Regions from separate parts of the Homo sapiens genome. Here regions 1 and 2 are each linked to region 3. A link is an interaction called in ENCODE POLR2A ChIA-PET data of the cell type or tissue named here. Cell type or tissue: GM12878. All regions are shown on one strand. Region 1 overlaps INAVA (innate immunity activator). Region 2 holds the start of INAVA (innate immunity activator). Region 3 overlaps KIF21B (kinesin family member 21B).

Evidence for each region. Peaks named below come from ENCODE experiments on the same cell type or tissue, not always from the same donor. Only the 100,000 strongest peaks of a DNase experiment are listed, where the experiment ranks them.
Region 1: POLR2A ChIA-PET joins it to region 3 with 10 read pairs; 6 of 35 experiments call an interaction of 5 or more read pairs at or near these places.
Region 2: POLR2A ChIA-PET joins it to region 3 with 27 read pairs; 7 of 35 experiments call an interaction of 5 or more read pairs at or near these places.

Annotation. Positions count from the first base shown.
Region 1 is chr1:200,903,329-200,911,328 of GRCh38, reverse strand. INAVA (innate immunity activator) reads right to left here. Exons shown (of 10, transcript NM_001142569.3): 6 at 3,442-3,495; 7 at 2,389-2,599; 8 at 1,932-2,105. Among named protein-coding and RNA genes, the nearest start is that of INAVA, 12 kb to the right of the region's middle. RefSeq lists a silencer at 5,277-5,396. In GM12878, a CTCF peak has its summit at 3,456 (motif pointing right); DNase peaks (open chromatin) are centred at 1,358, 3,548 and 5,384.
Region 2 is chr1:200,888,518-200,896,517 of GRCh38, reverse strand. INAVA (innate immunity activator) reads right to left here and starts at 1,618. Exons shown (of 10, transcript NM_001142569.3): 1 at 1,431-1,618. RefSeq lists enhancers at 191-701, 702-1,213, 1,214-1,724, 4,830-5,658 and silencers at 4,883-5,177, 5,268-5,387, 5,398-5,517. In GM12878, CTCF peaks have their summits at 4,840 and 5,547 (motif pointing left); no DNase peak of the experiment used is centred here; H3K4me3 peaks cover 2,521 bases; H3K27ac peaks cover 2,630 bases.
Region 3 is chr1:200,965,607-200,973,606 of GRCh38, reverse strand. KIF21B (kinesin family member 21B) reads left to right here. Exons shown (of 35, transcript NM_001252102.2): 35 at 29-4,217. The coding sequence ends at 86. It also overlaps the pseudogene MROH3P. Among named protein-coding and RNA genes, the nearest start is that of KIF21B, 54 kb to the left of the region's middle. RefSeq lists an enhancer at 2,353-2,532. In GM12878, CTCF peaks have their summits at 1,479 (motif pointing left) and 3,404 (motif pointing right); DNase peaks (open chromatin) are centred at 2,116 and 3,476.

The sequences.
Region 1 (8,000 bases), 62 kb after region 3:
GCAAGGGTCTTAGGTCAAGTCTCCCAAAGCAAACCAACAAACCCTCTGCCGGGCTGCGTGGGTGCCAACGCATTCCTTCCCTGTGTGCAAAAGTGTTCCTGCTGCATTCACAAGCTTGTGATTCGTGTAAAGTGTGCTACATCAAGTAGCACATTAAGTACTTTTTTTAAAGTACTACATTAAGTACTTTTTTTAAAGTACTACATTAAGTACTTTTTTAAAGTACTACATTAAGTACTTTTTTTAAAGTACTACATTAACTACTTTTTTTAAAGTACTACATTAACTACTTTTTTTAAAGTACTACATTAAGTACTTTCAGCTTAGGTACACCGTGTCCAGTGGCAGATCATCCACAGCATCTGTTCGGTAGGCACTGCCAGGTACCTTACTTGAACGTGTAAAAGCTGTCATGTGGTACCCAGAGCAGTTACCTGCAGCCCAAGACCGGCAGGGGCTGAAATCCAGCCTTCACTTCACTCTACTAATGCACCCAGGTATGGGGCTGTGTCTGCCTTTTCCTAATTTGCACAAAGGCATGGTTTGTAAAATGGCCCTCGTAGCATGTAAAATATAAAATCTATTGCTGTGTGGTGGCGGACGCCTGTAATCCTAGCTACTCAGGAGGCTGAGGCAGGAGAATCGCTTGAACCTGAGAGGCGGAGGTTGCAGTGAGCAAAGATTGCGCCACTATACTCTAGGCTGGATGACAGAGCAAGACTCTGCCTCAAAAAAAATTTAAAAATTAAACAAAATCCATTGCTTTACTTGAGAGCAGTTGTCCCAAGCTGCCCCCAGTTCAGTGCTGCCTGACCAGCCAATTTAAGCTGATGGAGAATTCAGCAGTGCTTTCATGGTGCCCCAGTCCCCATATGGTATGGCCAATACTGCCTGTCAACGCTTAGCCATTTAAACTATTACCAAGTAGCAGATGACTTAGAAAGTAACATACAGTCAATTCTCATTATTTGCAGATTCAGTATTTGTAATTTTCCTAGTTGCTAAACTTTATTTTTAATCCCCAAAGCAATATACACAGTGCTTTCATGGTCATTCTTGGACACTGCAGAAAAGTGACAAATTTGAGTCTCTTTAAGTTCTGAGGTTAAACGAGGCCATGTTCTGCCCTCATGTTTCAGTTCTCATGCTGTAAGTGCACAGTGTCCTTTTTGTGGCATATTTATGTACTGTGTGTGTTTTTGCTTTGATTAGTGATTCTGCTGTTTAAAATGCCCCCAAATACAGTGCCAAAGTGCTGTCTACTGTTCCTCCCTAAGGCATACTGGGAAAAGGCTGTGGTGTGCCTTGTGGAGAAAATATGTGTGCTAGGTAAGCTTCATCTGGGTATGAGTTACAGTGCTGTTGGCCATGAGTTAATGAATCAACAACCCATATTAAGTAAGGTGTCCTTAAGCAGAAACTCACATAACATAAGGTTATATATTAATCAGTTGATGCAAAATGTCGTGACCAAAGGCTCACGGGAACCTAACCCTATATTTCCCCAGGGGCAAGGGTTCAGTATTTGCTAATTCAGGATTTGCGTCAATTTTACTTTATAGAACATAACTACCACAGATAATGAGAATCAACTGTGCATCAATTGAAAAAGTGAGTTGCCTATTGTCAGTGACCAATAATAATCTACCAGCACAAGGAAACATGGCAAGGGTAGAAAATTTGAATCAAGTTATGCAAAAAGACAAAACTAGAGTCTTTGGAAGAAAACCACTTGCTTCATGGATGGCCTTTGGCTTAGTGGGGTGCAGTGCATTCTCTGTCAAGAGGCGCCCCAAGAAGAGATCCTAAGAGAAGTCAAGGCACTAGCCATGTGTCACCCAGGGTTGTCCCACCTGTGTCCTGGGAGCTCCCACCCTCCAACGATAAGCTCTAAGTGGGTCCCCCATCTCTCTGGGGAAGCTGTCTCTTACCTCAGAGACTGCGACTGGCCCCTCCTCCCCTGTATCTCAGGGGTGGCTGGGGCACTGGTGCGGCCCTGCCACTGGCCAGGAACACCACGGATGGGAACCACGTGGTAGGAGGCAGGCTCCAGAAGCCACAGGCTGGAGGCACTGGGCCCATCCTGTGGTGTGGTGGCTGGGCTGCTGCAAAAGGATTAGAGACAGGTCAGTGGCAGGAATGCCTCCATTCAGGGGCTCAAGAGGTGCAGAAGAATGGGGATGCAGTGGAAGGGGCTCCCAAAGTTAGTAGGGCAAACTGCCAGCACCCTTGGGGAACTATCAAGGCTCACACCTCCATCCCACGACTGCAGGAGCTCTCTCCTCCACCTTTCCACTTTTCCATCTGCCCAGCCTATAGCCATCCCCAGCATAGCTCCCACCGACTCCCTGCCCTGCCCTGCCCTTCTCCCTTCCCCCTGATCCTGACCTGGACTCGCTCCAGGGCTCAGAAGACTTCCTGGGCTTCTCATAGGGGTGGTCCAGGCTGGTTTCCTTCCAGGGGCTGTTCTGGACTGGAGCCCGTTCTGGGCTCCCAGCCTCAGGTCCTGTTGGCTGCAGACCCTCAAGGGTTTGGGGTGGGAGAGGCCGAGAAGGTGGGGCTGGAGACTCTGGAGGAGGTTTTGGCACTTGGGATTCCTCTGCAGGAGTAAAAGAAACCTGGTAAGGCCAGAGGCTGGGGGAACCGGCCCAACAAGAACCTCCACAAACCACAGCCCATGCCTCGCCGCTCTCCCTCCCATGCTGGCTTGTGCAGCTGCTGCAGGCCATGGCTCCAGCCCTAGATGCTCAAACATGTTTTCTTCTCCTTTGGGACTTACTTCTTCCCACACAGCCCTATTTTATGCCTTCCTCCTTCAAGAAGCCTCCCAGATTGACTCTCTTGGGCTTACAGTGCTCCACTTTCTAACCTTTGTTCCTGGTACCATGTCTGCAGTTATCTTTTGTTTACCTATTTTTCTTGTTCCTGCCATGCCCATATGGCCTATTTATTTCCTTATTGGCTTGGGCACTCCCCTGGGCAGGACTGCAACAGCTTCTCGATCCACCTTGACCCTGGCATCCTCATGGTTTGTACACAGGGTTCTTAATCTATAGACTTGTGTTTCCTTCCTGCTCCCTTCTTTTAAAAAACAGCAATGATTGTGGGCAGATTGCTCTTTGGCTCTGACTGGTGCATCTTGAAATCACACCCAAGGGTGAAGGAGGGACATCTGGGGTTGATCAGCTCTCTTGGAGTTCACCTTTCCTTTCCCTGTAAAAATAATGAGCTTCCAGAATGGGAGATGATCGCACATTCCCCATCTTCAACTGAGCATGTGCAAGGACATGCGGAAATTGACATGAAGTCCAAGCGGAAACCCTAAGCCTGGCACCCTAGCCTTCACTCCCACTTAAATTCCACACCAGCAAACTGCCCAAACCCCATGGTCTTGCAGTAGGAGTCCAGCCTTGACAATAGTCCCCCAAACGTCCTTCTCACCTTCCTCCAGGAGGAGCCCATCTGACAGGGAGCTGTCATCAGAGGCACTGAGCTCTGCGAAAGACAAAGGGGAGAGAAGAGAAGGAAGTGAAGAAATGAACAAACAGATATGAGTAACCAGCAGTGCTGAGCAGCTCAGGCCTGATCACTCCCCCAGGACAGCATCAGTTATGAGGAAATACCCTCTGTGTGCTAAATACACATTGGGAGTGATTTTTTTTTTTTTTAAGAGACAGGGTCTTACCCTGTGGCCCAGGCTGGAGTGCAGTGGTGTGATCATGGCTCACTGCAGCCTTGACCTCCCAGGCTCAAGGGATCCTCCCACCTCAGCCTCACAAGTAGCTGAGACCACAGGGGCATGCCAGCACACCCAGCTAAATTATTTTATTTTTTTTGTAGAGAAGAGGTCTTGCTGTCTTGCCCAGGCTGATCTTGAACTCCTAGGCTCAAGTGATCATCCCACCTTGGCCTCCCAAAGTGCTGGGATTATAGGCATGAGCCACTGTGCCTGGCCTGGCTGTAAACTTACTACATGGAAGTAGAAAAAAATAGAAGGCAGAGCTAGGAGACAGGAAACCTGATTTTAATCCTGACTCTGATACTAGCTATGCAACCTTGAATAAACCATTTCAATGCTCTAGACCTCAGTTTCCCCACCTGTCAAAAAAAAAGAAAAAGGGTGTCCTCTGGCAGGGCTTCTTGGTAGTGGAAAGGAAAGACAAAGGGTCATTTTGGAAGGCCCTTAGGATAAAAAGAATTTCATGGCCAGGCGCGGTGGTTCATGCCTGTAATCCCAGCATTTTAGGAGGCCAAGGCAGCAGATGGCTTAAGCCCAGGAGTTCAAGACCCACCTGGGCAAGATGGTGAAATCTGGTCTCTACAAAAAATACGAAAATTAGCCAGGCATGATGGTGCATGCCTGTAGTCCCAGCTACTTGGGAACCTGAGATGGGAAGATCACTTGAGCCTGGGAGGTCGAGGCTGCAGTGAGCCGTGATCACACCACCGCACTCCAGCCTGGGCAACAGAGTGAGACCCTGTCTCAAATAAAAAAAAGGGAATTTCACTCTAACTTTTGTATAATCATCTCACATCACAAACACAATTCAAAGATCCCAATGTGAGACCTCCTGTGTTACCAACAACAAGAGGAACGCAAGGTAGGAATTTGAATTTAAGATAAGGTCTGGCCAGCTGGCCCCAGGGAAGTTTCTTCAGTTGGTGATCTGGCAAGTCACCTGAAGGAAATTCAGTGTGACTTTACTTCATGGTATAGCAGCACTTTTTACCTAAGAAATCAGAGGGAACTCATTTGTGCTATTGCTTTTGAAGAAACTTAAGCCTTCAGATTTTTTTTTTTTTTTTTTTTGAGATGGAGTCTCATTCTCTTACCCAGGCTGGAGAGCAGTGGTGTGATCTCGACTCACTGCAACCTCCACCTCCCAGGTTCAAGCGATTCTCCTGCCTCAGCCTCCCGAGTAGCTGGGATTACAGGCACACACCACTATGCCTGGCTAATTTTTGTATTTTTAGTAGAGACGGGGTTTTGCCAGGTTGGCCAGGCTGGTCTTGAACTCCTGACCTCAGGTGATCCACCCACCTCGGCTTCCCAAAGTGCTGGGATCACAGGCGTGAGCCACCACACCCGGCCAGGCCTTCAGATCTTGAGAATAAGCCTAAAGTGACCTGGATGGAACTCACGAAACATTTTCAACTGTGTTTGAGAATGAAGATGAGGAAAAAGTAATAATTGCTAATGTTTCTACTGTGCCAATACATTTCTAAATACAGCACTTTATATATATTAATTCAGGTAATTCTCATAACAACCACGTAAGGTAGATATTATCACCTGCAAGTGACAGTTGAGGAAACCACGTCTCAGAGGAGTTGAGTAACGTGGTTTAGGTTATACATTCAACAAAGGTGGTTGAGTCAGAATTCACACCCAGACAGTCTGACTGGAGTCTGCTCTTAACCACAACCCTTTATGGGCTCTCCCCTGTGAGCTTGCATCTCAAATGCATGGGCATTGCCCAGGAAGTTTCAAAAAAAGTAAAAAGTTCCAACCATCTTGAAATCCCTTACAACAGAGGTTAGCAAACTATGGCCCAGGGGTCAAATCCAGTTCAATAGCTGCTTTTGTAAATAAATGTTTATTGGAACACGGCTATGAATTTGTTTATGTAATGTCTGGCTGTTTTAGCACTGAAGTAGCAGAGTTGAACAGTTGTGATAAAGACCAAAGAGCCTACAAAGACTAAAATATGTACTGTCTGGCTCTTTATGGAAAAGTTTGTTAACCTTTGCTCCACAAAGGTTTAACCCATCTTTTTAAAGATGGGTTGTTACAATGTTGCCTAGGCTGGAGTGCAGTGGCCCGATCACAGCTCACTGCAGCCTTGACCTCCTGAGCTCAATCAATCTCCCACCTCAGACTCCTGAGTAGCTGGGACTATAGGTGTCCACAACCATGCCTATCCAATTTTTTTATTTTAGTTATTTGTAGAGACAGGGTCTCCCTGTGTGGTCCAGGCAGGTCTCATACTCCTGGGCCCAAGAGATCCTCCTGCCTTGGCCTCCCAAAGTGCTGGGATTACAAGCTTGAGCCAACATGCTCAGCCTGCTCCGCAATTTAATGAAAAAATCTTTACCCAGAGCAGGCAGTAGATTTCTAGGACATACGGTACCAGGAGCTGGGCTTGACTCCTGAGTAGCCAGCCAGCCCATGCTTTGCTTGGCTCACAAGTAGCCTTTGCTTTAGGGTTCAATTAAAGAGACCCCCTCTTACTGAATTCTGGTCTCCTGCCTTTGATCTTTTATAAAAACCTTAGGAATAAAGATTTTCATTGGGCCAGGCACACCTATAATCTTAGTTACTCCAGAGGCTGAGGCAGGAGGTTTGCTTAAGACCAGGAGTTTGAGACCAGCCTGGGCAATATAGCAAGATCCCATCTCTAAAATAGTTTTTTTGTTTTGTTTTGTTTTAATTTGCTGGGTGTGGTGGCACATGACTGTAGTCCCAGCTACTAGAGGCTGAGGAAGGAAGATCACTTGAGCCCAGGAGTTCAAGGCTGCAGTGAGGTATGATCACACTACTGCACTCCAGCCTGAGCAACAGAACAAGACCCTGTCTCTAAAAAGATTGGAAAAAAAAAAAAAAAGATTCAGGTTTCTGAGAGCTGCTCACTATCTCAGCAACTGTCCCAACCCTGCCCTAGCTCAGCGTTCCCCTGCCCCGCAGCAGCATCGCAGGACACCCCAGACAGAGGGGTAACGGTGGAGATTTTACTCACAAATGCTGAGCTTCCCCCAAGGCTATGCTGTCCAACACAGTTGCCACTAGCCGCATGTGGCTATTTTCATTAAAACTAAATAAAGTCAGTTCCTCAGTCACACTAGGCACAGTTCAAATGCTCCATAGCCACATGCAGCGAGTGGCTACTGTATTGGACAGCACAGATACAGAACACTTCCACCATCTCAGAAATGCTATGAGCGGCCAGGCGCAGTGGCTCACGCCTGTAATCCCACCACTTGGGAGGCCAAGGCGGGAGGATCCCTTGAGGTCAGGAGTTCGAGACTAGCTTGGACAATTTGGTGAAACCCCATCTCTACTAAAAATACAAAAATTAGCTGGGCGTGGCAGCACGCATCTGCAGTCCCAGCTACTCAGGAGGCTGAGGCAGGAGAATCGCTTAAACCCGGTAGGTGGAGGTTGCAGTGAGCTGAGATGGCTCCACTGCACTCCAGCCTGGATGAGAGAGCAAGACTCCGTCTCAAAAAAAAAAAAAAAATGTTATGAGGATGTGGCTAATGGCTGGTGTTGTTGATCAACAGATGCATCCAGAGTGCCTATTACATTGCACAGGTGGGTGCTGGGTGGCCCTCATGCGGTTCACTCTAGTAAATGAGCTCAACACCTGACTGCTCCCTGCCACTGCAAAGTATGGCTGATGACTCTCACCTAGCAGTTACTTTCCCAAACTAAATTACCCTTGTATGGAGCCCAAGGGGGCAGGGTGGTTTTTTATTTCGGTTTTTGGGTTGTTTGCTTTTTTCCCTTTTTTTTTTTTTTTTTTTTGAGACAGAGTTTCGCTCTTGTCACCAGGCTGGAGTGCAATGGTGCAATCTCGGCTCACCGCAACCTCCGCCTCCTGGGTTCAAGTGATTATCCTGCCTTAGCCTCCCGAGTAGCTGGGATTACAGGCATGCGCCACCATGCCTGGCTAATTTTGTATTTTTAGTAGAGATGGGGTTTCTCCATGTTGGTCAGACTGGTCTTGAACTCCCGACCTCAAGTGATCCACCCGCCTCGGCCTCCCAAAGTGCTGGGATTACAGGTGTGAGCCACTGCACCTGGCCTCCTGTTTTTTTGTTTTGTTTTGTTTTTTGTTTTTGAGACAAAGTCTCACTCTGTTGCCAGGCTGGAGTGCAGTGGCACGATCTCGGCTCCCTTGATCCTGGGCTCCACCTCCCAGGTTCAAGGGATTCTCCTGGCTCAGCCTCCCGAGTAGCTGGGACTACAGACATGCACCACCATGTCTGGCTAATTTTTG
Region 2 (8,000 bases), 77 kb after region 3:
CCAAAGTTCTGAAAGATTGGCCATATATTCTGGAACCCCACCCCGCAGGATACTTAGGATGACTATTAGCTCTGCACTGTCCATCTGTCCCAAACTCTATCCCTCGTAGAGATAAGAACAGGACAGAGGAGCAGGCAGCTCACCCCCACCCCTTCCCACCCACCCTAGCCATCCTCCCACCCTCCCCAGAAGCCAAGAGCAGGGTGCAGCCAGAGGTAGGAAGCAAGGTGGTCTCAGCTAGCATGCTGAGTGTGTCTGCTTTGCACAGAGGAGGAAGTAATGTGGGAGGGGAAGCCATTAATTAGTCACGCTTGCTAATTAATTATTAACCACTAAGTAGTTGCCTTGGAAAGTTGGGCCAACTCAGCCCCTGCTTCTCAGGGGCTCTGAGACTGTTGCAGAGGAGTGGGGACTTACAGGGACAGAGGGGTACCTTAGCACGCCTCCCGTCTCCGCCAGCTTCCCCTTCTCCCAGCTCAGCCCAGTCTCTGACTGCCAGCATCAAAGGGGAGGCACTGATCTTCCCAGTGGTCCCAGCCTGATGCTGGGTCCTCTCTGGGATGACTTGCTGCCCCAAGTAGAGCAAAGAGAACAGCGTCAGATGCCCAGAGCCCCTGGCTGTGGGCTCAAGGCTTGGTTCTGCTGCGGTCTGTACTACCTTGGGGAAGTCACCAGGCCTCCCGGGGCTTCCTTTCCTCCTGTGCACAATAAAGACTGCACAGTGTCTAAAGCCTTTCCAGGTCCCCGGTCTGAATCTCGACCTCTTGGTCAATGTCAGGCCAAGAAGGAAACCCGTACAGCCACATAGCGGACCCTCACATCTGCCTCTGCCGAGGCCGCCCTCCACAGCTGTAGGGAACCTGCCCCAGAGTCAACAGGTGAGAGCGAGGGCACCACCCCCACCCAGGAGGCTATGAGTCTTAAGTGTCTAAGGCATTGCTTTTAGATAAAGGCAGTTCAGGTAACATCCCCACCCCCTCCCTAACACAGGGATCCCTCCTGGGCCTCTTCAAGCTCCAGTACTGGGCCCTAAAAAGCAGCCCACCCGGCTGAACAATGTCCCCAGAAAAAGGCAGAGGAGACCAGAAGGGGCACAGAGGGAGGGAGGGAAACTCCAGAGCACCTTCCCTCAGGCCGGGCCATGGGGGATCCTCCTCTATCCCAAGTGTGTCCCCCAAAGCCAGGTCTCAGGCCTGCCTGTCCCAGCTCATCTCTGCTTGCTCTCCCTCTGGTGGAAACTAAGGCCTAGGCAACCACAAGAACAGGCTCCCGTCCAAGCCCACCAGCACCCCTCTGTCATCCCTACACACCAGACATAGGCTGGCGGGGGTGGGGGTCGGAGGGGGGTGATGGCCACTGCTTGGGCTCCTCCACTCCCAGGCCAGCCTGCTCTCAGCCCCAAAGACCCATTCCACCTCCCCCGCCCTCACCTGCTTCTGGGCTTTAGTCCAGGAGTTGAAAAACAGCCCCTGCTTCCAGTCAGGGGGCTCAGGGCCCTCACATGTCGCCTCAGGGTCTCCCAAGCCACAGGCCTGTGCTCTCTCTCCAGCTGACGGAGCTGCTGGCCGTCCGTCCGTCTCGGCTCACCTGCCTACCTTGCCGTCCCTCCCAGGCTGCCGGGCCAGGGGAACCAGGTTACTTGTTATGACTTGAGTCAGAGGGGAGGAGCAGGTGAGCAAGTCCTTCCCTGAACTAATCCCGTGCAACTGGTGCCAGCAGGCAGCTCCTGGGCCTCTGCACTTCCGGGGGGCAGGAGGGTAGCAGGGAAAAAGGGGCTCCCATGGAGGAATCCCCAAAGAAGACAACAACAAGAGTCATGTCTTCATGGCCTCAAGAGACCCTAGTACAACATTCTGAGCTGTGAGGTACCTGCGTGCCCTCCTGTCCTGACCCTGGCTCTCCCTGCCTTCCTTTGACCTCAGTTTCTCTTTCCAGAAATTGAGGCCTGTTAAGCACCCCGGAAGCAAGGTGAAATGTCCACTGTCCATGGAAAAAACAAGCAGGACATTTACAAACTGACAGGGATGGGTCACTGCTCTTCCCCACATATGGAAATGAAGACCAAGGCCTGGGTTTTATCTCTCCCGAGTGAGGATTTTAAAACCTCAGGCAAGGCAGCTGGAATTCCAATATGCAGAAGTTCTAGAATCCTAGAGAGAGAGGATCAGGCTGTTCTTTTTATCCCAGACATTGTCCCCCAAGGGTATCGAGGCCATCACTTCTCTGTTGATTATTTACATCCATCCCCCAGCAACGCATGTTCATGGGGCACTGACAGGCACTGACCTGAGCCCAAGTCCTGTTTCCTACTCCACAGGAGGTCCACTGTGACCCCAGACCCTAAGTCCACTCCCCAAATGCAAGGAGCCAGAGACCAAAATGGAACTTATTTCCTATAAAAAATAAGCCTCAAGATCTCCCATCCCACCGACCCCCAAGCAAATGGGAAACTGGAATCTAGCCTATTTCAAGGCGGAAGCAGAGCTAACGCTGACTGTTGCCTGGCCTGTCCCCAGCAGGCTGCACCCCTCAAGTCTTCATCTTACCACCTCCCTTTCCCCCCACTCTCTGATCTTCCCACCATTCCCCCGACCCAGATTCCAGTGCCTCAATACATGTCTGGATTGCTTCCCCTCCCCCAGCCCCTAAAAAGTCCTGTCCCCACTCCCTACCCCCAAGTGCAGGGATGACAGAGGAAGTTTGCTTTCACCAGGCATCTCCTGTGGAGCGGAACTCATGGGGCTGGAGTCCCCCAGCATCCCCCACTGCTCCGGTACACACACCCAGCACACCTTCACATTCCTGTACACACCCTTTTTCCAAACAATGCTAGCCCCAGAGTGCTCCAGGCTGACCACCTCATTTTCTGCCCAGGCTGAGGCTGAGGGGCCCTAAGAGGGGACAGTTCTTCCTCCCCCCGCCCCATTGGGAGCTTGTTCTCTGGGTCTCCCAAAGAGCCTGCAGCCCTGCCCTTCCCCAGTCCTCCGTGACACACCGTCCCTCCCCATAGAGGCTTGGCACTTTCTTACAAAGTCAAACAGAGAGGGGTTGACTCTGGGCATAAGCGGCCCTTCCTCCACCTTGCCCATCTCCAGCTCCAGGTGGGGGTTGGTGGAAGTTTCTACCAGCTGTGAATTGGCTCACAGTTCACATTTCTTGAGCATAAAATAAAATTAAGAAGATCACTAAAAAAGTCAATTATATGAAATAAAGTTCTAAAAATATAAAAACATAGCAATATATATGCTTCTTTATTAACATTAAGCAGGGTCTAGCAGTGGGTAATTTCACACAAGGGCTGAGTGTAAACAACATTTCAAGACTGCTGTGACTGCAGTGTGATATGAAACTATGAATTCTATTAATGGCAAAGTCACAGGTACTGCCAATGCTACTGTGATTTGTTGTCTTCATAACTAAAGGTGATGTTAAAATCTGTTAAAGGTTGGTGAAAAACAATGATATCTTTTTTTGCCTCACCTAGTTTACACATCCTCTGAATTCCATCTACAGATGCCTAATGCCAATGAACCCAGTTAAGAATCCCTGCCCTCAGGTAATCCTCCATCTCTGACTTCAGGGGAGGTTAGTACAGATGCTCAATCTCACTGTTTGCATTGATCCTTTGGAATTCTCAAAAACACCTTGCTCCCCCAAATTCACGCTCAATATTTCCCAACCTTGCAGAATCTGAGGTTTGGAAGGGAGCTGGCTAACCAAACCTCCTGCCAAGAACCCCGGGGAGCCATCCTTGGAGCTCTCTGATGGCCATGTCATTCAATTCAAAATACCAATGGGGGAGGTGGGCACTCCAGAGGCCAGCTGGGAATCTGAAACAGCTCCCCACTCCAGTCAGGCCGGGGAGTCAGGGGACTGATGCCCCAGCCCCAAACCCCAGAGTGCCGTCCAGACCACCAGTTGGTGAGGAAGTGGTATTTCCTTGCAAAACATTATAGTACTTGGAATCTGATCTTTGCAGACAAGAGCCCTTCCCCAGGGAAGAGAAACTGGACCTCTTCAGTGTTTTCGTTTCCTGAGGAAAAGTCCCGAGTCAGAAAACTCTTCCCCAGCGCTGTAGCCATCCACTCTCCATTTTTTTTAAAAAAAAGTTCCTTCTTTTAGGGTCTTCTGATAACACCAGATTGGAAGTTCTTTAAAGCAAGGGCCTCGTCCTACCATCTTCACATCCCCAACAGCCCCCAGCAAAGTAGTCTCAGGCACTGCTAAAATCTTACTTCAAGAATTAAGGAATCAATGGCCAGCGCTAGAGACAACAGTGAAAAAAGGAAGAAGTGAAATAGCCCGGGACCCTCCAGGCAAGAGGGGTAGGAGATGGTTCCTTCACTGTTTTCTTACTCGCGTCTGCTCCCTGCTCACTAGGAAAGGTGTTCGCCTCCACTAAGCAAAGGTGAAGTGGGCTGGGACAGGGGAACTCCAAGCCAGCTTGGAATGCGCCCTGAAATGAGACCTCTAGGCTTTCTCTAAAAAGCCCCTTTGTCCTGTCCACCCTGCTCCCCTCCCCCACTGCGCCCTCCACATCCAGGCTGGCCCGAGACTTTGCTCCTTTTGTTTGGCTGCTTTCTGGCTTCCCGGAACCTGGCCAGGAAGATCCACAGGCACGAAGAAGGTCGAAGGAGAAAGGTTGAGGGACTGGAAATGTGCATTTTTGGTAGGAACTCAGAATTCCTGCCCCTTTGAAAAAATTACCCCATTCCCTGTAGGGCACCCTCCGCTAAGGCTGAAGACCGTGGGTTCAGGGGCCCGATCCCCCGCCCCAGTTCACCCGCACTGGGTGCCCCGAAGTTTTCCCGCTTACCTGTCCCATGGAGCTCTGGCGCCGCCCGCCTGCCCCTGCGCCCTCCACTCCAGCCTCGCAGCTTCAGGACCTGTTTGTCCAGGCCATCTTCCCTCCCCCCGAGCCTCCCTGCGGCCTGCCCTCCCCGGAGGTATTTCATTTAACTTCGGCATTTGCAGCATCCCAAATGTTAAAGATCCCAAGACATCTGTCCCCTGGGGCATACCAAGGCCCAGAGGAAAGAGGGGAAGACGCAAGAAGGGACTGAAGAGTCCGATCCAAGAGTCGGGACGGGGCCGCACGCGGGAGTGACGACGTACCCGCAGGGGTGAGCGAGCTGCGGGAGCAGCCGCTCGAGGGGCGAGGCTGTCCCCTTTGCCCCGCTTTCGGACGCCCGCGCGGTGGGACACCCCTGGCGCCGCCAGTTTCCGCAGCCCAGGCGGGACGAAGCTTCTCTCTTGGTCCCAGTGCCGCCTTTCATTCGCGCGCTCTGGCCTGGCTGGGGCCAGTTTTCATTCCTGGAGACCCCTAAGTGGAAGAATGAAAGGAGCCTGCGGAAGGGCGCTCCCCCGACCCTGTCCTCCCCGCAGGCGCCCTCCCCCTCGCTGTGCGGCGCTGCGGGTCGCGCGGGGATGGCCCCTCTCCCCGGCCCTGGCCCCGGCCCACTCCCACTCCTCCCGCCGGGCCCGCTGGCTGAACTCCGGCTGGCTGAAGGGAAGGAGCACCCTCCCGGCGAGCGCCTCCTGCTGCCCGCTGCGAGCTGCTGTGTCCCCGTTCATCCATTCATTCACTTCCCGGTTTTCAGTTGTTCAATAAACATTTATTGAGCACCTACTAGTGCCCAGCACGATGGATCAAAGCTCAAGCCCCATTCACTGGAGGATTCTCCAATCTAGACGAGTGATGAAGCAGCACAGTACCTGAAGTAAGGGCTAGGACCCCGGGCAAGAAGAGGGAAGGCTGACCCAGGCTGAGCCTCGGCAAAACTTGGCCAGAGGAAGCAATACCAGAAAATAAGAGAGGGACTTGAAACAGCAGTGACAGGTGTACAAAAGCACAGCAGCAAGGGAGCACAGCAGGTTCCAGGAGCTGCAGGGAGGTTAGGGTTTGGGATGAGGAAGGAGTAAAGGGAAAGAACATGGAAGAGAGACGAGGCTAATTCGTCAGTCAGTGGCTCATCCAGAAGCAGGGCAGCCAGACGCAGAGGCTCACGCCTATAATCCCAGCACTTTGGGAGGCCCAGGCCAGAGGATCGACTGAGGTCAGGAGTTGGAGATCAGCCTGGGCAACATTGTGAAAACCTGTCTCTACCAAAAAATAAAGAAATTGGCCAGGAGTGGTGGCACGCACCTGTAGTCCCAGCTACTTGGGAGGCTGAGGTGGGAAGATCACTTGAGCAGGGAGGCGGAGGTTGCAGTGAGCCAATATCCCGAGACTACACTCCGGCCTGGGAGACAGGGCAAGACCTTGTCTCAAAACAACAACAACAACAAAAAACCCACAACGAACGGCCAGGCGCGGTGGCTCACGCTTGTAATCCCAGCACTTTCGGAGGCCAATACGGACGGATCGCCTGAGGTCGGGAGTTCAAGAATGGCCTGGGCAACATGGCAAAACCCCATCTCTACTTAAAATACAAAAAAAATTAGCGAGCATGGTGCTGGGAGCCTGTAGTCCCAGTTACTCAGGAGGCTGAGGCATGAGAATCACTTGAACCCATGCAGCAGAGGTTGCAGTGAGCCAAGATCACTCCATTGCACTCCAGCCTGGGTGACAGAGCGAGACTCTGTCTCAATTAAAAACACACACACACAACAAACAAACAAACAAAAGTAAGGCAACTCCATGTGGTTGTCCAGGTTGTGCACTATACTAAGAGGGAAGGTTCACCATTCTCCACCCACCTCGCCCTATGTTTGGTCAGAGCTGTATCTGCCTAGAGAGGGTGGCTTTTTCTAATTTGTACAAAGGCATTATATGAGGTAAGATGACTAAGAGCCTTGTGGGCTAGGTGAGGATTTAAGATTTTTATACTGAAGTTGAAGAGAAGCTACTTGAATTAATCAGCACTCTCTGAGAAACAGAACCAGTAAGATGTGTATGTATAGATAGCTATATCTAGAGAGAGAGAATGCAAGAGAGAGATTGATTGATTTTAAGGAACTGGCTCATTGGATTGTGAAAGCTGGCATATCCAGAATCTGCAGGATAGACTCTCAGGCTGGAGATCCAGGGAAGAGCTGGAGTTCAAGTTCGAAGCAACCTGCTGGCAGGATTCATTCTTGCTCCAGGGAGATCAGACTTTGTTCCAACCAGGACTTCCACAGATTGGAGGGTAATCTGCTTTACTCAAAGTCTATTAATTTCAATGTTAATCTCATCTAAAAACACACACACACACACACACAAAACAACAAAACACCGTCTAGAAACATCTGAAAAAATGTTTAACCAAATATCTGGGCACTGGGCCTAGCCAAGTTGACACGTAAAATTAACCATCACACTGCTGAAAAACGTTGACCCAGGAGATGAACTGGGCAAACTGACCTTTAGAAGATGAGTGGCATGTGAGTGGTTGGAGTGGGGAGAAAGCATAGGCAGGCAGGAATGCAGGCGAGGGCGATGGCGCCTAGACTCCTGTTGTGGCAGAGGGGAGAGAGTGGGTGAAAGGCAGAGGGAAGAGGTCAAGGGCCTCAGAAGCAGGCACCATGGAAGCAGAAACCAGAGTCCTCATTGGAAACTGACTGCTCAGCCCATGTAGGGGAAGGAAGGAGGTGCGATTTGGAAGAGGTCGCTAAGCCCCCATCAGCTCTCTCTCCTTCCCACTTTGGCTGAAGGGGCAAGCATTCTCCATCAGATGGGGTTTTCTGGGAAGTGGAAGGGAAGTGGGGAAAACCTTTGAGTTCTTGCTAGGCAGGAGAAAGGGAAGCAAAGTTGGATGTCCTTAGCTGAGCTTCTAAAAGCTGCATGGTAGCTGGGCAGCTGCTCGCACCCTGAAGCACCATCCTCCCCCATACGCAGTAGAGGGACTCACTGAGTCCTCTCCCTGCCCGGAGGGAGCTATCCTGGTCCAATTTCACAATCCTCAGGCTCTCTGGCCAGGCAGAGGAAGAGGGGGAGGAGGCTGAACTTCCCCACTCTCCCTTTCCCCCGACCCTTGCTCCAGGGGCCGGATGAGGAGAGGGAGGCGTGCCTAGACCCA
Region 3 (8,000 bases):
CACCCCTCCACTTTGTCCTCCACCCCAGTGACCTGACGGTGAAGTTCTGGAGTGTCCGGCGGTTACCCCACAGCGGCCCACCCTAGGAGTGAGGTCAGAGGGATGCCCCCGGACCCTCGACCCCAGCAGCCTGGACACCATGGAAGGGAAGCTGTGACCCGGCCGATGGGGCCAGCTGCTCTGGGGACAGAGGGCGTGGCCCCCTCTCCTGCCCTCCTCCCTCTCCCTTGGCCTTCCCACAGGACACTGTTCCCTCATCCCTCCCCTGCCTCTCAGGAGCCTCTGGGTGAGAGAGAGGCTGGGGAGGAAATTAAGCTGTGAAGCCAAAGGGCATTATCCCTTCTTGTTCCCCTCCTGGCAGTCGTGGCCACATTGTCTCCTGCTGAACCGGCTCTGCCCCTTTCTCAGGCCTTTGGCCCAGTGGTGGAGCCCTGTGGGGAGGTGCAGCAGCCTGGCCCCATCCCACCCTTCCGAGGAGCTGGCCTCCCCGCTTCTCCCAGCCCAGCCTCTAGAGCCACTGCACCTGCCTCTGAGCCCAAAAAGATAAGTCCTCAGGTAGCTAAGGAAACCAGGTGTGGGCGGCTGGGCCTTGCAGCTAACCCTTAACCCTCTGGCAACCCGCAGATAGCCCCAACTGGCCCCAACAGTTCCCTGGGGTCCCTTTTGGATGGGGCCAAGGTGGAGCTGCTAGAAAGATTCCTTTGGGGAGATGGTCAGAAATACTTCAGTTATTTATTATTTTGTTATTTTTATTTTTTGCTGTTGCCTCCTGGAAACGGACTTGAAGTTTCTTCCCCTATATTCTTTCCCTCAGCTCTTGGGGGCCAGAAATCCCAAAGGGAGTCCGCTGCCCCGGCCCTCCAGGGCCGCCTCCTCTGTTTGCTTTGCAGAGGAGGGAACTGCTCCTTCGACTCTGCAGCTCAGGCCTGTCCCCGACACAGCCCCCAGGGAGTCTTCTAGCTACCCCTGGCCTCTAGGCCGCCTGACGCTCAGTGCCTTCCTCCGTTCCGGGGCCTGGCACCCGTGCCGGGCAGCCTTACACCAGCCATGCCCGCGGCACCACATGTGTCTTCTCACTCGCGAGGTCTTGTGCCCAGCGCCCCCGGGAAGGCGGGGGCGCTCACCCCACAGCCCAGGCCCCGGGGTTCTGCCCCACAGTCCTGCGTGGGCCACGTAGGAAGCAGCATGGGGGCTGTGTCTGCTGGGAGGTGGCTTGGATGGGGAGGACAGCCCGGCACCCTGACCCCCGCCCCTCCCCAGCCCTGCAGTCCCCCACTGGGCCGGGGAGTCTCTCCAGCTTCTCTCTCTCTGGTTATTCAGGAGACACATTTTCGGCCTTAAAACTGGCATGGAGCGCAGGCCCTCCCTTGCAGAAAATTATCAAGGAAGAGGGAGTTGGCAGAGTTTCTCTGCCCCGGGGCTGGGGACGCGGAGCTCCGGGGAAATTGTTAAATCAGTGTTCTGGCGCCCCCTGTTGGGGGAACTCTGGAATTACAGGAGTGGGCCTTGGGGGGGACTGAGCTCCATCCCTCTCCCCCGCCCCACCCCCACCCAAAGTTGCCCACCCTGTTTTTCCGTTGCATCGCTGGTCTTGTGCTTCCCGCTTCAGTCTGGGAGCCAAGAGCCAGCCCCACCTCCCTTCAGAGGACGCAGTGACTTTTGGACTTTCCAGAGGTGGTTCTGTGTTTCTGCCCTTGGCTCCTCTCCGTCTTGGGCTGGGGCACTTGGAGCCCTCTCCATGTGGCGCCCAGTGTTGGGGGGAGGCAGGCTCCAGTGGAGGCTGAGTGAGGCCTGGTCCCTTCCCCGTGCCCTCCTCGGAGCTGCCACAGAGGCTAAGACGGCTGTCCTGCTGGTGCTGGCCCTGCTGGATGTGGTATTGAAGTCTGGGGCAGCTGATAGCAGGAAGGAGACCCCCTTGGATGCTGGTCTCCTGGGACCTGAACAGTCTGTCAGCAATGGCTGGAAATCCTTCTTCCTCTGGCCACCCCGGGGGTGCCGGGCAACCCCCTTAGCTCTAAGATGTGGCCACAAATCTCTTCCCACTCCTCCCCGCCAACCTGAACAGAAAGTTTTGACCTTGCAACCTGTAAGAAAGAATCCGTCCGCATGACTGTTTACAAGCGATAGAAACACGTAAGACTCTGTCCCCTTGAGCTCCCACCCCCGGGCCGGGGATGCCCCACCTGGGGTGACTGCACTGTAGCTGCAAGGCGTGTTCTTGCACGAAGTGTGATCTTATGGCCCTGCGAGAGGTGCTCATCATCATGCCCATTTTCTGCTGTTTCTGATGGGTCAGCTACCTCACGGCGGGGCCAGCTCTGCTGTCCTGGCAAGTGTCATTGACTCTCTAAACTTGAAGTCCTTCAGGAGCCCTGAGCCCAACATCCATGAGACACCCCGAGTTGTGCTTCATGAGAGTTGGATTCTCTGCCCACTCTTTCAGGGATGTCCAAGGTCCATGTTAGGGGGCAGGCCCCCAGCTCCACTCACTGCACAAGCACCCTAAATGTTGGAAGCACAAAATGGTTGTGATTTGAGCACAATGGCAGGGTCCCGCAGGCAGACTTGACAGGCCCAGGCCCGGGAGGATCCCCCCACGTTGGCTCTGTCCAAAGTGAGATTGGGGGTGCCTGTGTCTGGGACAGGGGGCTGCCCTTGCTCAGACCAGGCCTTGGCTCATGGCTTGTCCTAATTCTGGGACTCGTCATCTTACTTCTTGCCCTTCTGTGCCCATCTTAAGACTGGAGGCTGAGCCTTGTCAGGCCCAGCCACATCTTTACGCCATGGGACCAGGAGTAAAGCGCTCTCTAAACCCCGCACCCCAAATCTCTAAACGCCTGAGTTCAGGCTGAGTCCTAGCCCTAGTGAGCCTGAAGAGCTTGGACTGATTCCCAGTCTCCTGGGTCAAGCCCCACTTTGTGCTTTCGAAGCTTATGAGCGGGTTCCCTGGATAGAAGGAGTCTTCCATCCCCACTGCCCTTGGGCCTCTTCAGCATAGTCCTGTGCCAGGGCCCTGTCCTCACTATCAGTCAGTTCAGTATTTGCTTTCACGTGAGTGGCGGACTCTTCTGAAGCAGCCAGAACTCTCAAAGGCAGCGCATGGAGTTGCCTTGCGAGATTTCCAAGGAAGGAGGAAAGATTAACAGGCGGAGCCTGGCACACCCAAGCCTTTGAGGTGGTCAGAGTGCCACCTTCAGCCCCTTGGGAAGGGACAGCGGTGGGTCTGGGAGTGGCCTCACCCTGGATTCAGCCTAGGAATCTCTTCACCCTCAGCTGTCCAGCCCTGCTGCCTGTCTGGGGATGTGTGGCCTGGGCAGAGGGCAGTTTAAAGCACAAAACCACATGGGGAAAACACAAGGTTGCGGGGACTTTCTCATGTGCCTGATGTGGTGGAGGGAGACACCAGCAGGTGGCTGCAGTGACGTTAGGGAACATAACACTTCTTTGCCCTGCTAGCTCTCAGCTCTGGGGGGCATCCCCCGATGTGGTCTGGGCTGGGAGCAGGCATATCCCCTGGTTGTTGCCTGTGCCTGGTCTGTTCACCATCGTGTTTGTGTGGGCAGAGCCTGCCCTGCAGGAGCAGTGACTTTCTTCCCACTGTGTGTCCCGGACCTGTGGTATGTGTCCCTTTGCCATCCCAAACAGGCAACTGCTTGCTGCTCTCCTTGCTTGGCATAGCCTCCTGGTCAGTGGCCAATGCCCCACAGGCCTTCCTGGGCCTGGCCCTCCTCTCCTGACTCCCAGATCCTTCCCTGCCCTCTTGTGTGCAAGGACAGATTTTGCAGGGAAAGTTCTGTTTCTTCTTTGATACCTTTGTTCTGTCCCCTGCCCCATCCCCAGCACTCATGATCTTGAAGCCCCTATCACACTCTAGTTCAGTCCTGTGAACCATGTCCTGAGGGCCTTGCAGGGAAGTAGGAAATAGAAACTCCTCCACAAAGAGCCGAGGATCAGAGAAGACCCCTGAGATGAATCAGGGCCCTGCCCTGCCCACCAACTCTTTTCTAGCAATCATGTCCTGCCCAGGCTGCAGGCTTCATTAGGCTCCTGCTGTCCTCCATGATGTGACTAGCACAAGGTGTATATATGTTTTGTACCTCTGCCGATGGCTGTACATAGTGTATGAAAGTTATTTAAGCCCCATGTTGTACATTTCTGTTCCTAGATTGGATGTGTGTGTTCTAAGAAGTTGTCATAAATAAAACCTGAATGACCAATGTCTGTGGAGGTGTCCCCTGTCCCCTTCCAGGGGGCTGCTGACTTTTGGCTGGGGCCTTTGGAGAGGGAGTTGGTGGTGGTGGTGGGTGGGTGGGTGAATGGGTGCAGCAGGCCTCTGGGGCTGGGCCCAGCCTGATGAGAACTTCCTGAGCTGTGAGTTTGGGGCTTCACCAGTTAGAAAGCAGAGAGCTTTGAGAGCGTCACATTCTCCTCCAGACTCCATATGTTGTCTCCAGAGGCAGGTGCAGTTGCTGGAAGAGTGGGCAGCAGCATTTGTGGACCAACTGCTATATCCTAGGCACTGTTCAGAGCATTTTTCATTGTGTCTTCACTGCCCTGTGTGACAGGTGACATTCTCATTTTATGAAATGAGAAAGGTCTCGGGATGGATGTGACTTTCCCAGGATCACAGCTAGTAAGGACAGAGCCAGGATCTGCATCTAGACCTCCCCAACCACAGCAGCCTTTGCCTTTTGCTAACGTAACACGTACCTCTCTAGGGCCTGGACTACGCTGTGCGTGGTGCACGCCAAACGCATCTCGGTCCCTTGCCACTTATGGAAAGAAGGCAAGACTATAAAAAGATCATACAAGAAAAGAGCTCTACAAAGGTCTTTTCTTTTCTTTTTAAATAGAGATGGGATCTCACTATGTTTCCCAGGCTGGTCTCGAACTCCTGGGCTTAAGCCTTACCTCCCATCTCAGTCTCCCAAAGTGCTGGGATTACAAGCGTGAGTCACTGTGCCTCACCATGATTTTTGTCCTAGATCAGTGCTTTTCAGTCTTTAAGAACCCATATTCCCTTTTGATAACCATGAATTGTTTCACCAACTCCTGGAGATTCCGGCCCATCCCCTGGGCAGAGAGGCCCCTCGGGGAGAATCCACATCTTCATCACCAGCCACAACTGATTAAAAAGCTTAACTTCCTGATATTTGTATCAGGAATATAATAGGGTTTCTCTTTGCTTTGTTTCCCAAATATAAAACCAAATTGCTTCCTCAGCCTGCGCAGGTCCCCTGCTGTTTGTCCAGACTTATGGATGTGACAGGTGCTCTGGCCAGGGAATTCCTGGAGTCTGTAGGAGGCAGAAGTCACCGTGGGTGGGAGGGTGAAGCTTCCTGGGGAAGGTTTCCTCTAGAGAGGCTTCTGGTCCTCAAACAGAAAGGCCTTGGTGAGTGAGAGAGGGACCCTGAGCCATGGAGGGAGACACAAGTGGGCAGAGTTGCCCTGACATGCCAGCCCCGCTGGCAGGCACAGAGCCTCCTGCCCCAGGAGCAGGGTGGCTTCTTGCGGACAGTTGTTTTTGGCTGGCTGACCCGGCATCACCCATGCCACTCCCCGCCCCACCCTCGCTCCCCACAGGTCCATATTTTGCATAGGATCCTGCCTGACAGTGGGACAGAAGAGCCCACTGTGAACTGCAGGAAGTGACACCTGGGCATGGCCAGCTGCAGACTGGGCAGGGTGTGTGGGCAAGACCCAGAGACCGGCCACTGGGGAACTGGTCACGGGCCAGACCTGGAGTGGACTCCAGCCATCTGGTTCCTTCTTGCCACTGCGCTCCTCCCTGCACCCTCCAGAAAGTTTGCAGCACAAGGTAATTTTTCCAAATGTAGTTCACCCTGTCTCTCGAGGATGCCAAGGCTCCTGCAGGGTGCAGTGGGGGACAGGAACACTGGGTTAAGAGACTCTTTTCTTCTTTTAATGTGGGGTGTTGTTTTGTTTCCAGATTACATGAATAATATCTGCTTACTTTAGAAAATTTGGAAAGCAAGAGTGTCAAGAAAAATCCCGTTTAGGATATAAGCTATGGGGCAGCTTTCCCAGGCACAAGGGAATGGCACCTCTCAGAATTTGGTAAGAGCCATTCAATTGTCAGAACTAGGTGGCATCTTAAAGGTATCTTTTCCTCAGCCTCTGAAGTTGAGTTTTAAAAACAAAGATAATGTTTTCCAACTCTCTGTTTATAAATTTACATTCTACAGAATTGAGGCCCAGAGAAGCCAACAGAGTTGGCCAAAATCATCCTGGGACAGAGATGGCCCTAGAATCCATTACTTTCCATGCATTCATTACCTTGTATTCATTATTTTATGCTTGACCAAAGTGAGGGGGTGACTTGTGGGGGTGTCAGAACAGTCTTTAAAGTGGGTCTCATCCCAATGCACTTGACCGGTTAATAGATTTTTAATAAGATCTATCTTTTATCATTGCTTGTAACAAAGCAAAACTGCCCTGGCAGAGGCAGGGCACTGCAGGGCAAGTATCCAGGCCTGAGTGTTGATGCTTGGGGTGTGGTTTGGGCTGTGCCAAGGGCCAGCCATGGTGGTGTTTCTATAGAGCAGCGCTGTCCCTGGCTCTGTGGTACCCAAACTCTCTGATCTTCTGGGATGTTTTTCACTAACAATCCTTTAATAAATCACTTTCCTTCTTAAGCCAACTGGAGTGGACTCTGTTGCTTACAACTGCATTCTAGAACACCTCATGTGTGCCAACATTACTTCTCCCTCGGCTCATAGTTGAAGTTGGTTCAAAAGAAATGGCTGGCTCTGGCCTCAGACCCATGGCTGAATGGGAGAAGGGAACAGAGGGGCAGAGCAGGGAGAGGTCAGCCTAACCCAGATGTGCATAGGCAAGAAGGCGGCTTACAAGTGGCTCTACCCCAGAAGGCCAAGAATTGACTGGAAAGACAACATAATAGCTATTTTCACAAAGGTGCATACTTTTTCCTTTTATTACAAAGATTCTGCAGGGATACACCTCCATTTCTAGTGCAGGACCCAGGAATCTGGCCCCATTGTCACAGGGTCTAATGGCCAGGCCTACATCTGAGACTCAAGGATGCAGGCTCAGAAGTAGTGCCTTTGGGGCCTCCTCCTGCAGAAGCAGGAGGTTGGGGGCTTGGCCAGTAGCAGCTTCTTCTTGGCTTCCAGGATATGGAAAGTCTGCGTGGTGAGGCAGCTGACCGTGGGGTTGGAGTCTCTCTGCATGTGCCGTAGGGCTGAAACACAGAGAAAGTCCTAGTGGGCTGGGTAGGAGGGCCTAGGCCCTGTGGTGCAGACATGTACCGGGCAATGGGGTCGGGACTGGTGGATTTTAAACTATGAGCAAGAGTTTCTTCTAGGAGTCCACAATGCTCCATTACAAGCAAGACCACATAGCTGCCATGAGCACAGGGAGATGCGAGGCCCACCTGCTCCTGACCCTACACCCATTACCAACCCACTCACTCCTCTCCACTGCCCCTCCCTGGCCCTGCGTCCTCTCTTTCCCATAGAATAGCTGTGTGTGAAGTTCTCTGACTTCAAAAAGAGCTGCAGCCAGGGACTCGACCACACATGGGAGCCCAAAACTGTCTCTCCTACAAGAAACCCAAGGGACCCTCCTGGCTGATGAATGGGCTCCGTGGTGGTGAGGGTGTGAGTGAACATGGGGCAGGAGGGCTCTGACCAGCACCTCAAAACCTAAGCACCTTGGGGATGAGCCTGCCTTTTCACACGTCTGGATGATCATTTTTGTGAGTCCATCCGCTCACTTTTCCTAACTTCTGAGCATTCCCCACCAACACCGGTGCCACTAAAAGATGCAAGGAGGGGGCGACTGGGCTGCCACTCACCTGTGTATGCCTCCTCAATTTCATCGATCTCTTCCAAGTCTAGGGTTTGGATAATCTGACCTACAGGAGCACACAAAAGCACCTCAGAGGCCCCACAAGGAATCAGTGGGGCCCTGGCTGCAAGTACTCTTGGCCCCCTTCCCAGACACTCACTATTCCCTCC